Regions from separate parts of the Homo sapiens genome. Here region 1 is linked to region 2. Evidence: chromatin contacts called from ENCODE Hi-C or POLR2A ChIA-PET data. All regions are on one chromosome and are shown on one strand. The core of a region is the stretch at or near the end of the contact, and the rest is flanking DNA. Distances in the headings are between cores, read along the strand shown. Region 1 overlaps INPP4B (inositol polyphosphate-4-phosphatase type II B). Region 2 overlaps INPP4B (inositol polyphosphate-4-phosphatase type II B).

Evidence for each region. Hi-C counts contacts between places; a loop is a spot of excess contacts on that map. ChIA-PET counts read pairs that join two places held with the same protein, here RNA polymerase II (POLR2A).
Region 1: a loop to region 2 is called in a map of PC-3, with 4 times the contacts of the local background. The contact joins two enhancer-like sites. A Hi-C loop is called at or near these places in 1 of 168 maps with a recorded cell type or tissue (PC-3). POLR2A ChIA-PET finds 5 or more read pairs at or near these places in 5 of 52 experiments (A549, BJ, PC-3 and 2 more).

The regions. Positions count from the first base shown.
Region 1 is chr4:142,515,177-142,521,066 of GRCh38, reverse strand. The region is part of intron 2 of INPP4B (inositol polyphosphate-4-phosphatase type II B); the gene reads left to right. Among named protein-coding and RNA genes, the nearest start is that of INPP4B, 330 kb to the left of the region's middle. Within about 2 kb of position 4,191, at least 3 of the 41 ENCODE cell types and tissues checked have a DNase peak (open chromatin) inside an H3K27ac peak, as active enhancers do; they include PC-3, where a contact is called at or near this core.
Region 2 is chr4:142,406,749-142,412,200 of GRCh38, reverse strand. The region is part of intron 5 of INPP4B (inositol polyphosphate-4-phosphatase type II B); the gene reads left to right. Among named protein-coding and RNA genes, the nearest start is that of INPP4B, 440 kb to the left of the region's middle. Within about 2 kb of position 3,125, at least 2 of the 41 ENCODE cell types and tissues checked have a DNase peak (open chromatin) inside an H3K27ac peak, as active enhancers do; they include PC-3, where a contact is called at or near this core.

The sequences.
Region 1 (5,890 bases), core at 2,942-5,441, 110 kb before region 2:
TTGATGGGTTTGTTTGATTTTTCTGAGAAATTATTGTGTAGGTCATCATACTTAATGTAGGTTTGGGGTCAAGGGAGAGAAGTAATAAAAATTGCCCTTGCACACAGTTTTATATGGCACTAAAAAGCAAATCTAAGGAACACAAAGATCATAAGGTCAATGGTATTTATTTTCAAACAAATGGAATATATTTATGCCAAAACTTTGCCAGACCTGTTTCTGTAGACATCTGTCCTTCATTTATTCATTCATTTATTTCAACAAATATTTTCAAATAATCTGAGGAGAAATTATACTTTAATAATATATGGGTAGTAGATAAAATTCAGTGCATCAGATTTCTCAGAATTATATCATCAATAATTTCTCAGAGTAAAATAACTTAACCCTTTTAAAACTATATTAAGTGTAAGTCCAATTTACCATTGTATTTAAATAATTGATTCATTTAAATATTTTTGAATGCTATACACATCTTAAATTCATTGGTTAGCAAGGGTACAATTTTAATACAATAATAAATAAAGTAAATAGAATTGACTAAGCAAAAATTTATTGACTTGAAATTTTATTTCTTACGTATTGCCACACATATAAGGCTCCCTTAGCCAAGTTAATGTCAGAAGCAAACACCTCTCATCCCTACTCCTTCAATAATTTATAAATGTATTAATATGGGTATTAAATGAAAATATCAAATTTTTAAAGTTATGTGTAAAGATCTAGTACCTATGATGAATAGCTAACCCTTGTCTATCTTAATGTTTCAGAAGAGCAGTTTGTGATTCTCATTTCCTAATGATTACCTTTTATACCATTTTGTATTTGGTAAAATTATGCTGCTATTTGTTGAAGGATAAAACATTTAAATCTCATTTTTTATAAATTTTATTTTGCTGTAATTCATGCCGCTCTAAAAGCTGTTTCATGGACTTATACAAAAGAAAACATCTGTGCTTTGCAGAAATATAATTTGTATAGAGTTGAAATCTTATTGTAATATAATTTAATACCTTTAATATTGTTTAGGTTAATTTAGAACCCAGATTTTCATAGAAGAAATTTACATCAATACTAATAAAATAATCTGTGTTTTCAAACCATTATTGTATTGGAAACTAATACTGAAAACAGTTTTTAATCAATTCTATTACAGAGATTATTCAGGTATCCAAAAGTTTTCAAAGATATGATCTTTCATCTGCTTTGTCGTTTTAGTCTTGGAAATATAGTGATATAAAGAGTAAATGTTTATCTTCTCAAATTTTATCATATTTTAACATTGATCTGAAATGTTAATGATAAATTAATTTTATGTAAGACAAAGGACAGATGGAATGAATAATAGATTATGTGCTTTGAGTGCTTCTGGTAATGTTAGTACTTTAGCATTTTTATATAATGTGATCATGACTCACAGTGAAGTTACAGTTAATAATTGTGTAAAAATTTTCTGCTGCTGAAGGAATTCATATTTGCTTTAAACTGTCCTGCTACAGCTTATCAGTATTTCAGGCAGATGTCCCTCTTAACTGTGTAACTCATTTATCTCACTGCCAGCTGAAATAGTATGAAACAACTCAATTCTGCCAGTTAGCAGAAGTCAATGACAAGACATTAACTCAATGCTTATAACCACCTGGGTAATAAAATTATATCAGCAGTAGTCTGCTTATGCTACTGTAAGAAAATGGAATGATGTATTGTGCTACAAATTAATTAGCATATATATATTAATGAAGATTAAACATGTGATATTTAATTTTGTGAATAATTTCTTGTATGAGGAAATTTTACAGATGGGCCTCATTATGTATGCAGGTATAGCAATGGACACAAATAACTTAGAGTTTTAATTCCTTAAAAGTGTGTGATTATCAAAGTGTACACGCCCACCTATTGCTCCTGGATATTTTCCTGTGCTCCTATACGGAGGACTTGCTTGAAAGATGGTTGTGTGTATGTTAGGGGGTGGCAGAAAGGATATATACACATACGACATAAACCTTGTATAGAGTAAAAACTTAGAATGAAGAATGTCTTAATTATCTATTGCTTTGTACCAAGTGGCCTCAAACCTTTGTGGCTTATAACAATGAACATTTATTATCTCACACAGACTCTGGGGATCCAGAATTCAGGAGTGGCTTGGCTGAGTGATTCTAGCTTGGCAGCTCTCATAGGGTTACAGTGGAGTTGTCAGCTGGGGTTCCAGTCATCTGAAGGCTTGACCGGAGCAAGAAGGTCTGCTACCAAGCTTGCTTAATTATGTGATGGGCAGTTGACGCTGGCTCTCAGTTTCTCATCATGTGGGCCATTCCACTGAGCTACTTGAGTGTCTTTTTTACATTGCAACAGGCTCTCCTAGAGTGAATGATATGAGAGAGTAAGGTAGAAGCAACAGTGAGTTTTATAAACTAACCTTGGAAGTCATACACTCTCATTTCTGCATATCATATTGGGTATGCAGGTTAGCTCTGATCAGTGTTGGGGAGAGTTATGTGAGTGTGTGTGTAACAGAATGTGACAATCATTAGAGGAAGTCACCTTAGAGATTGGCTACCACTGGTGGGGAGGGAAAGACATAGCATGTATATAATTTTAAAGAACTGCTGTATCTTAATTATAATTCAGGGTAATGAAAATATCAATCACTAAAAATAATTTGACTGATTTCTGCTAGGTGAAGTGTCACATGCTTTTTTATATTAATGTTTGTGCTTATAAGTCACTTGTTCATGCCAATAACTGTCAATCAGGTTATGTGGATAGAACTGTCATTTTATACTGGGAAAACTCTGGTGTCACACATCAAGATGGTGCCAGAGTTATAATTAGAGGAATGATATTTAGGGTTTCTGACTTTTAATCTTTGGTCATTGCATCCTACTAGCCCAGGAGTGCCCCCAAGAGATTATTTAAATGCTAATTGCTGAAATAGATCAATATATTATGGATTCATTTCCAGCCATTGCTCTATGAAATTGTAATTCAGGAAGATGTCAACTTATTGTATCTATTCTGCTGGTACATGTTATGTGCTCCTACATTTTAAGACCTTTGTGACACATTGTGATAATGAAACAATAAGATTTATTAGTAAAGACAGTGAGTAATTTACCTCTACATACATTTCACTATAAATATCAAGATATGGTAAAAGGAAATACATCCATCAATACCAGACCTGCTGAATTTTAGCTATGAATCTGTACTTTCAATATAGAAACCAGAAGTGGAGGTGTGAAGAGCTATTAGCACTATTAAGGTATATTAGGGGAGAGGGAGGGATTGATGGCCATGTTTTTTAAAAATTGTGGCTCAGGGTATTGTTCTTACATCTCTTTCAATGGAAATAGACTCCATTCTCATCACTAGGTGGGCTGCTAAAGTAAATGGCAAGAGCAACTTAAGACGTTTTGAAGAGGAGATGTTAAGGTCAGTTTAGAAGCTCACTTTCTTTGTTTAAGGCTAAGACATATTCATAAGATGCACTGTTTCTGATGAATGGCTAATTTGATTGAAGGGAGTGCAAGGATGCACCTGGTATCTCTTTGCTCCATAGGATTACATTTCCTGGATGTATTTTACTACCCAGTTCCGGGAAGCCAACTGTCTAGTATTGTCAGCTGCGTAACATTAGATATTTTTGTATTTAATTAGGCTAAGTGTCTGATTTACAACACCTGAACCAAGGCTTCAGCATGGTCATTCAACTCAAAGAGACCAACACCCAACATGAATAACTCTGTTACTGCCCTGCTGCTTGACACTCATGGTGCTTTAATAGACCCAATGACTATTATTAGAATAAAAATACTGTTCTACTTGCAAACCTCAATTACTGGAAAAAAATTTGAAGAATAATTTTCACATATGCTTGTTGTGGGAGCAAGGAACTCCTTTTTGACTGCTGTAGAATTTATTTCCTGGGCCTGGTATGCAGAGGGTGGAAGGTGGGAATTGTGAAGGTTATGCTGCATTTTTTTTTGTCTAGTCATATGCAAACTAGATCAAGAAATTAATGCTTTGCCCAGATTCTTGGAATGGTGAGTAGGGAAAAGTTTAATAAAACAAGTATTTACAAAGATGTGGTTAGAGTTTAGGGAAAATAATAGACCGTGGTGCAATGCCTCTGTGAGTGTAACAGTAGCGAGCTGTTGCTATCTCTGGGTGATTAGGGGCAGAGGAAGGGAGAAGTACTAGAGTCCAGGGTGGACTGTGTCATTTGACAGGAGCTGTAGCTTTCAACAGAGGGATGCAGCCAACCAGTAGTAACCTGACTGGGGGAAAAAAAAAAACAAAACAGGAAAATGAATGCCCTGACCTCACTGTCCTTTCACCTCTAACTGATTCTGTCCACACAGGCTCCAGGGCACAGAGCAATGTGTGGATCCAAAGGGACAAAAGGAAGATACCAAGGACAAAAGCATACTTAAAATTGGCAGGATTAATATCTAAATGTCTTTGTTTGCCTTATTTCACTGAAACTAAACATTGTGTGTTGATCTCTGGAGCTGGATTGTCTGGGTTTGAATTCTAGCTCCAACACTGACTTTGGGCTGGTGACTTACTCTCTCTGTCCCACAACTGTGAAAGAAGATGATTATGGGGCTAAGCTGACAGGGTTGGAGTAATGAATAAATGAACCTATGTGTATAAATACTTGAACTAATGCCTGGCCCATAGTAAGCATTATACCTCTTTACTGTTATTATTAAATCCCGTATCCTGTAGTTGTTTGCTCCTGTTTAAGACAAATAATGTACATTGAATTAAGTTGGATTTCTGTTCATAGTGACTATTTTTCAGTATTCCTTTGGTATTGGGCTATATCCTGGGATTAAATATCCAGTTTGCAGTAATAGAATTGAGATCCTCAGAGTCCTCACTTTCAGCAAAAAAAGAGATCTTTTGCTGAAAACCTTCCCCTGAATATCTTCATGACAACCAAGAAATCTGGTGAATTTCTTTTCTGGAAAAGTTGACTGACTGGATTGCCCCTTTGAGAATTAAATTTTTGGATGGAAAAATTTAGTCAACTGCTCCTGCTTTCTCCAATAAATGAATCCCTTCAGGAGCAGCATTTTAAATGTGTTTATTGCACATAATGGTAGAAAAAACAAAAATGAATCTTTGACTTAGAACAATGCCTTTTCATGGGATTTATTGTCTAATTAAGCAATTTCCAATAAAACAAGCATTTAAATTTTTTCAAGAACAAACATCCATAATAATATTAAAAAGTAGAATGAGAAAATCACACTATAGTTTAGAAGGCCTGCATTCACATCACTGGCTCTGTGGTTTTCAGACTTTGGTTTTAGCCATGGAACCCTTTGAACATCATATCCTTACACATATGAATTATATGAAAGAAGGAGCCTTCTGGCTCAAGCCCACCTGATGAGCCCTGTTTCCCACTGCTCTGAGTTAACTCCAATGGCCGGGGGCTAGGTTGCTGAGGAGGACAGTGTGAAGGCTACCTTATGAGTCTCTGAATTCCCTTACACCCTTGGGTGCAGGACTTAGTCACCCCCTTGTCTTTTGGAGTCCTTTTTCAAGTGCAGAGTTCTGGACTTCAAGACAGTCTTCTCTGAAAATATTTGTGTTAGTGTGAAAAAAAAGGCATTTAATGAGGGCTTTAAGAACAGAAGGAAACACCAGAGAGAATTTAAATAAGACGATCAGCATTTCGTTTTCATGACCCACCATGATTGCATTGGAAACTTGACAAGAAGTCTGTGACCAAGAGTTAGTGGGTTTCAGGAGTTCAGGCTCCCCACATCCCATGTTAAACAATTCATCTGAGTGAAAGTTGACGAATAGCCCTTCTTAGATGACCACACACAGTCTTCCAGGCAAGAGTTTCAGGAGGCCATTCAAAGAG
Region 2 (5,452 bases), core at 1,876-4,375:
GAATGTTAACTGTGAAACCATATAATGGAGTCCAATAATTTATTGGACTGGAAACATAACCTAAATTGGCTTATCAGTTGATTAGTGGAATCTAATTTTCTGAAGTACAAAGAGGAAGGACATATATGTGACAGTTTTGAGAAACCTGAACAAACATTAAGAATTTCTGAATAAAAAACTGCCCCCTAGGCTGCAAAAGTCTTTTGCACATCCTTAGGGAAATGATGTGAGATAAGAATGGTGCTATTGAGGGAGGTGGGAAGCCAAATGGTATTTCCCTAAAGCTCTGGGTTTTTTTGTTTTGTTTTTGAGACAGAGTCTCACTCTGTCACCCAGGCTAGAGTGCAGTGGTGCAATCTCAGCTCACTGCAATCTCTGCCTCCCTGGTTCAAGTGATCCTCGTGCCTCAGCCTCCCGAGTAGCTGGGATTACAAACGCGCATCACCATGCCCAGCTAATTTTTGTATTTTTTGTAGAGATGGAGTTGTGCGATGTTGGCCAGGCTGGTCTCAAACTTCTGACCTCAAGTGATCCGCCTGCCTGGGCCTCCCAAAGTGCTGGGATTACAGGCATTAGCCACTGTGCCTGGCCCCTGTTTGTATTAAGGCCACTTTTCTATTCTAGGATGCCAATGTCCTCTGTACTCTGGCCCTTTTTGCTCTTAACAGGCATGGATTTATCTCTCCCATTTCTCCTATGCAGTGTCTGTAGAGGGCATAAGAGGTGAGCTTTCATTAGATTCGAAGGTATGCTTCTATCAGACTATATTGGGCTCTAGCTGTAACATTTAGTTTTAATTGCAAGAAAAAGAAGCTTTATTAGCATCCATAGTCTTCCTTTTTGATGAAGGAAATGTACAGAGCAGAGAAGCAACTCTTTCCCTGACCCTTTGGGACATCTCAGTAGTTAAGCAAGTGCTCCCCTGTGGGCCATCATCCACTGAGTAATGGAACCCTAACCTCCTAGTTAAACCCCTGCTTAAAGGGTGAGTTGACCATTTACATGTAGCACATATGCTGGGAGAGAGAAAGTCAAGTTTGCTTTCTCCATTGTAAGTTTCTCATTTGGAAGTACCTCATTAGAGGTGAAAATTACAAGTGCAAGTGTACACATCTGATTTCACAGAAAGCAGCATATTAATGATGCCTCTGATTTTCACAATTAACACATGATCTAGTAAAGAGCTTTTAAAAATGTATATTTAGCTATCTGAAAATAAGGTGAAAAAAATCACAGGTATATATTTAACAAATGCTTTTATTGAAAAAAGAATAACTTTATATAAAATTAGGACCAATCTGGAATATCTTGAGCATATGATTAGTATAAAAATATAGGATAGATAAAATCCATTTTTTGTGTTAATGCACAGTATAACTATATATTAATGTCAATAATAATTTAAAGGGACTCATATATTAGCATTCTATATACATTACCTTATTGTCTTTATAGCAAATTTATGAAGTACATTCTTTTACTTCCATTTTGCAGATGCTAGAATAGAGATTCAAAGAGATTGAGTAATTCATCCAAAGTCATATATAGCTCTCTCAAATAAGGTTTTATCTTAAGTTAAAAAAAATTTCTTTATCCTCCATACACTATGGTATGTGGTTTCTCCTCTAAGTCTAAATTTCCTTTGGCTAATTTTGAGTACAGAATTGTAGAGATGTGGAAATTCTTGTCATATCCCCCTCACTGATTCCCACGCACCTGTGGCCACTGCTTTGTTCTGGAAGAAAGAGGATAAATTTTGTTAGATTCCATTAACAATGAATGGCAAGAAGAGAGATGAAGTAAGAGTGAGGCAAGAGAAAAGACCTCACTTCACAGAAGAAAGTTTTCTTAGGGGGAAAGAGATGGTCACTTGGGGTTGACCACCAATTCACAGTGCCTCAGTGGTTCACACCACCACTCTCGTGAAAGCCTGGGGCAGGCATCTGCTTGTTGACACCCCCCTTGTCTAATGTATGCTTTACAACTACTTGAATTCGAGCAGTGTTGCTGAACTCAAAAGCACCTGAATGAACAGTTGTGTTCTACTTCAAATTGATTATTGCTGAGACTGAGCTCTCTGATGTGAATCAAGAGGTATTTTTAGGCTTCCAGCCAAAATTGGTTGGAATGATAGAAATGATCATGGACTCAATAGCCTTCACCTGATTTTGAAATAATGGCCACAGGAAACAGAAACTGATATTTTATAAAAAGCAGTATTTTGGTATAGACAGTATCTTTGATTTCACAAAAATCCTGAAGAGTCCCACCTTTTAGCTCTGGACTCTCCAGTGAGAACTACTGGAGCAGAAGAAAATCTGTGCCCTCTTCCTAAGAGGCTAGGTAGTAGCTGTAAGCGTCAAGACTAGAATTTGGCAATTTCTATTCCTCAGAAAAACTTCTGGCCAAATCTATCAAACAGATGTATTTTGTGCAGCTGTTCCAGTGTTCACCTGCACAGTGACTGGGGATTTCAAGCTTTGGAGAAATCCTAAAATCAAGGACACAGTGGGCCTTCATTTTTTCAGGCAATGACTTTGTATAGAGGTTCCATCTTATGACATAGTGTAAGCTTTCCAGTTTGTTCAGTGCCTAGCCCTCCCTGGACATATTGAGTCTTTATTTGTTTATTATTTTTTGAGATAGAGTCTCAGTCACCGGAGATATTGAGTCTCTTTATTTATTTATTTATTTATTTATTATTTTTTGAGAAGGAGTCTCGCTCTGTTGCCCAGGCTAGAGCACAATGACGCAATCTCGGCTCACTGCAACCTCCGCTTCCCGGGTTCAAGCGACTCTCCCACCTCAGCCCTCCGAGTAGCTGGGATTAAAGGCACCCACCACCATGGCCAGCTAATTTTTGTATTTTTAGTAGAGATGGGGTTTTGCCATGTTGGCCAGGCTGGTCTCGAACTCCTGACCTCAAGCAATCTGCCCTCCTTGGCCTCCCAAAGTGCTGGGATTACAGGCGTGAGCCACCGCATGTGGCCCCCTCCATTTATTTTTATTATTATGCTTCCACTGAGGATTTCCTTCTCGTAGAGTGAAAACTGCCTGGCTCCTGTACAAATATGAGCTGGGGATGCCTGTAGGCATCTCACTCACAGCTACTCATAGTAGAATGTGAACCCTCATGTTACTAGTTACCATAGCAAAAGTAATCAGGAAATAAAAAGTCACTTATTGCTCTTTATTTTTTTTCTGATGACAAGTCACAAATTATGGTTTAAAAATATATTCCTTCTGTATTATTATTTTTCCCACATTTCAATAAAAAATACACTGGATACAAGCACACTAGAATCCCCATCTATCAACATCCTGCATATTTAAACTCTTCTGAGGTCTAAGAACACTTTTAAACAATTCAATACTAAGCAAAGCCATTAAGAAGGCAGAAATTAAAAATCTACTGATGAATGAAGGATTGCAGTAGCATTTGTTTGTTACTGACCATTAGATTGAAGTGGGTAGAATTCTTAAATAAACAAAACGAAACAGAAGCAAAATCCCAAAGCATTGCTTTCTTTTAGTCTTCTGAGCTGATGAAGGCCACAGATGCAGGCCACTCCTAGAGTAGAATTATATTTGGTTAATGAGCAGTGGTAAGTATAGCTGGAAGACAGATATAACTTTTTATTTATTTATGAGACAGAGTCTCATTCTGTCACCCAGGCTGGAGTGCAGTGGTGTGATCTCAGCTCACTGCAACCTCCGCCCCTGGGGTTCAAGCAATTCTTGTGCCTCAGCCTCCCAAGTAGCTGGCACTACAGGAGTGTGCCACCACGCCCAGCTAATTTTTGTATTTTTAATAGAGATGGGGTTTCGTCATGTTGGCCAGGCTGGTCTGGAATTCCTGATGTCAGGTCATCCTGGCCTCGGCCTCTCAAATTGCTGGGATTCCAGGCATAAGCCACCTCACCCATTCACTTTTTTTTTTTCCTGAAAACAGATTTTTCAGGATTCTTTATTGGCTGCTAAATAATTCTCATACGGATTAGATTTTATAGTGATCATATGAGTAATATCTTCACAAAACAATCCAATCACTCATTATTTATCAGCCGTCTGGTGGGACTGATTCAGTATGTACAGATCCATGATGTGAATAGGTTTCACCTTATGAAATGCAATGACTCATGTACTAATTTGGTATTTATGAAGAAATATTGGACCTGGTAACAGCTTTTAAAAAGCTGAGTATGACTGAGTCAATAAAAACAATTTTACACAATAATAAAACACCAGATATTGGTAAATGTTGATATTAATATATATTAGTATGATATTAGTAAACTTTTTTTTTGCATAGAAAAGTCCATTTATAAAAAGGCCCAATTTCCTCACTTCCACCCTGAGAGGTAGGTAGATAGATGAGGCAATTAAGTGTCAGAGTTTGTGACTTACTCAGTGCCACAGAACTAGAAAGCAGGAAATCTGGGAGCACAGCTTAGGAATTCTGCCTGATCTCGGGTTCTCTCCAGGATATCATGCTGCATAAGACTTAGGGTACAGTAAATCCTCTGAGCTGTAGGAAGAAAAAAGTGCAGCCCAAGATGTAACTATTATTGTTTTCCTGACAAGATGTAACCGTATTGTTTTTAGATGTGGAATATAATAAAAATACAAAGCATCATCATTATTTTTATCAGTATTAGGGAATGTGCAAATTGGGTTGGACAGAACATTTCAGTGTAATAGAAATTTTCTCTGTTTTTATGGGGAACGAGGGTGAGAGTCTCTCTGATAAAATGGAGAACAGCTGCTCATTTCTGGGAAATAACCACAGCCCACAATCAAGTCTGATAAGAACTCAGAAAAGAAGTGACTTATTTTGAGCAAAGGTGTCATGAGCTCACAAGGTAAAAGATGGGGCTACAAGCAGAAAGTGGGCAAGATGCCTGTATTTGAAACACAGTGGCCTCAGCTTTAAAATTCTGATAGATATATGTCAATATCAGGAAACGGAAAAAGAGCTGTTTACTGTAAGCAGAAAACCAACAGTTGAATTTTATGAGCAATAAAATTAAACACATTCATATTGCAAGTAAAGGAAATGATCAAAATAACCACCAAAGAACAGTGAAAATCTAAATCTAGCTTTTTCTTTCCTTCCGGTGATACGTTGACATTATTGAAACCTGGCACCAGTATTTTTTAAAACTCTAAGTCTCTTGGGTTGAGTAATAATCGTGGTGTGGCGGTGGGTCTTCCAAAGAGAGGTGCCATTGTGCAGGAGGGCAGGTCGGCATGCCAAGAAGAGAAATGAAGCCAGTGGGGTAGGATGTAAGCTACCAGAGAATTCTAGTAATGTAAATGTGAGCACTTCATGTTTCCAAGCCTCTAGTTCTAGTTCTATGTAAAACTGAAATAATTCAAAGCACCATTTTAAGGAATAGAGAGATAATTAGCAAAATGCCTCAAAAATAGTAAGGGTTAAATACATTGTAGC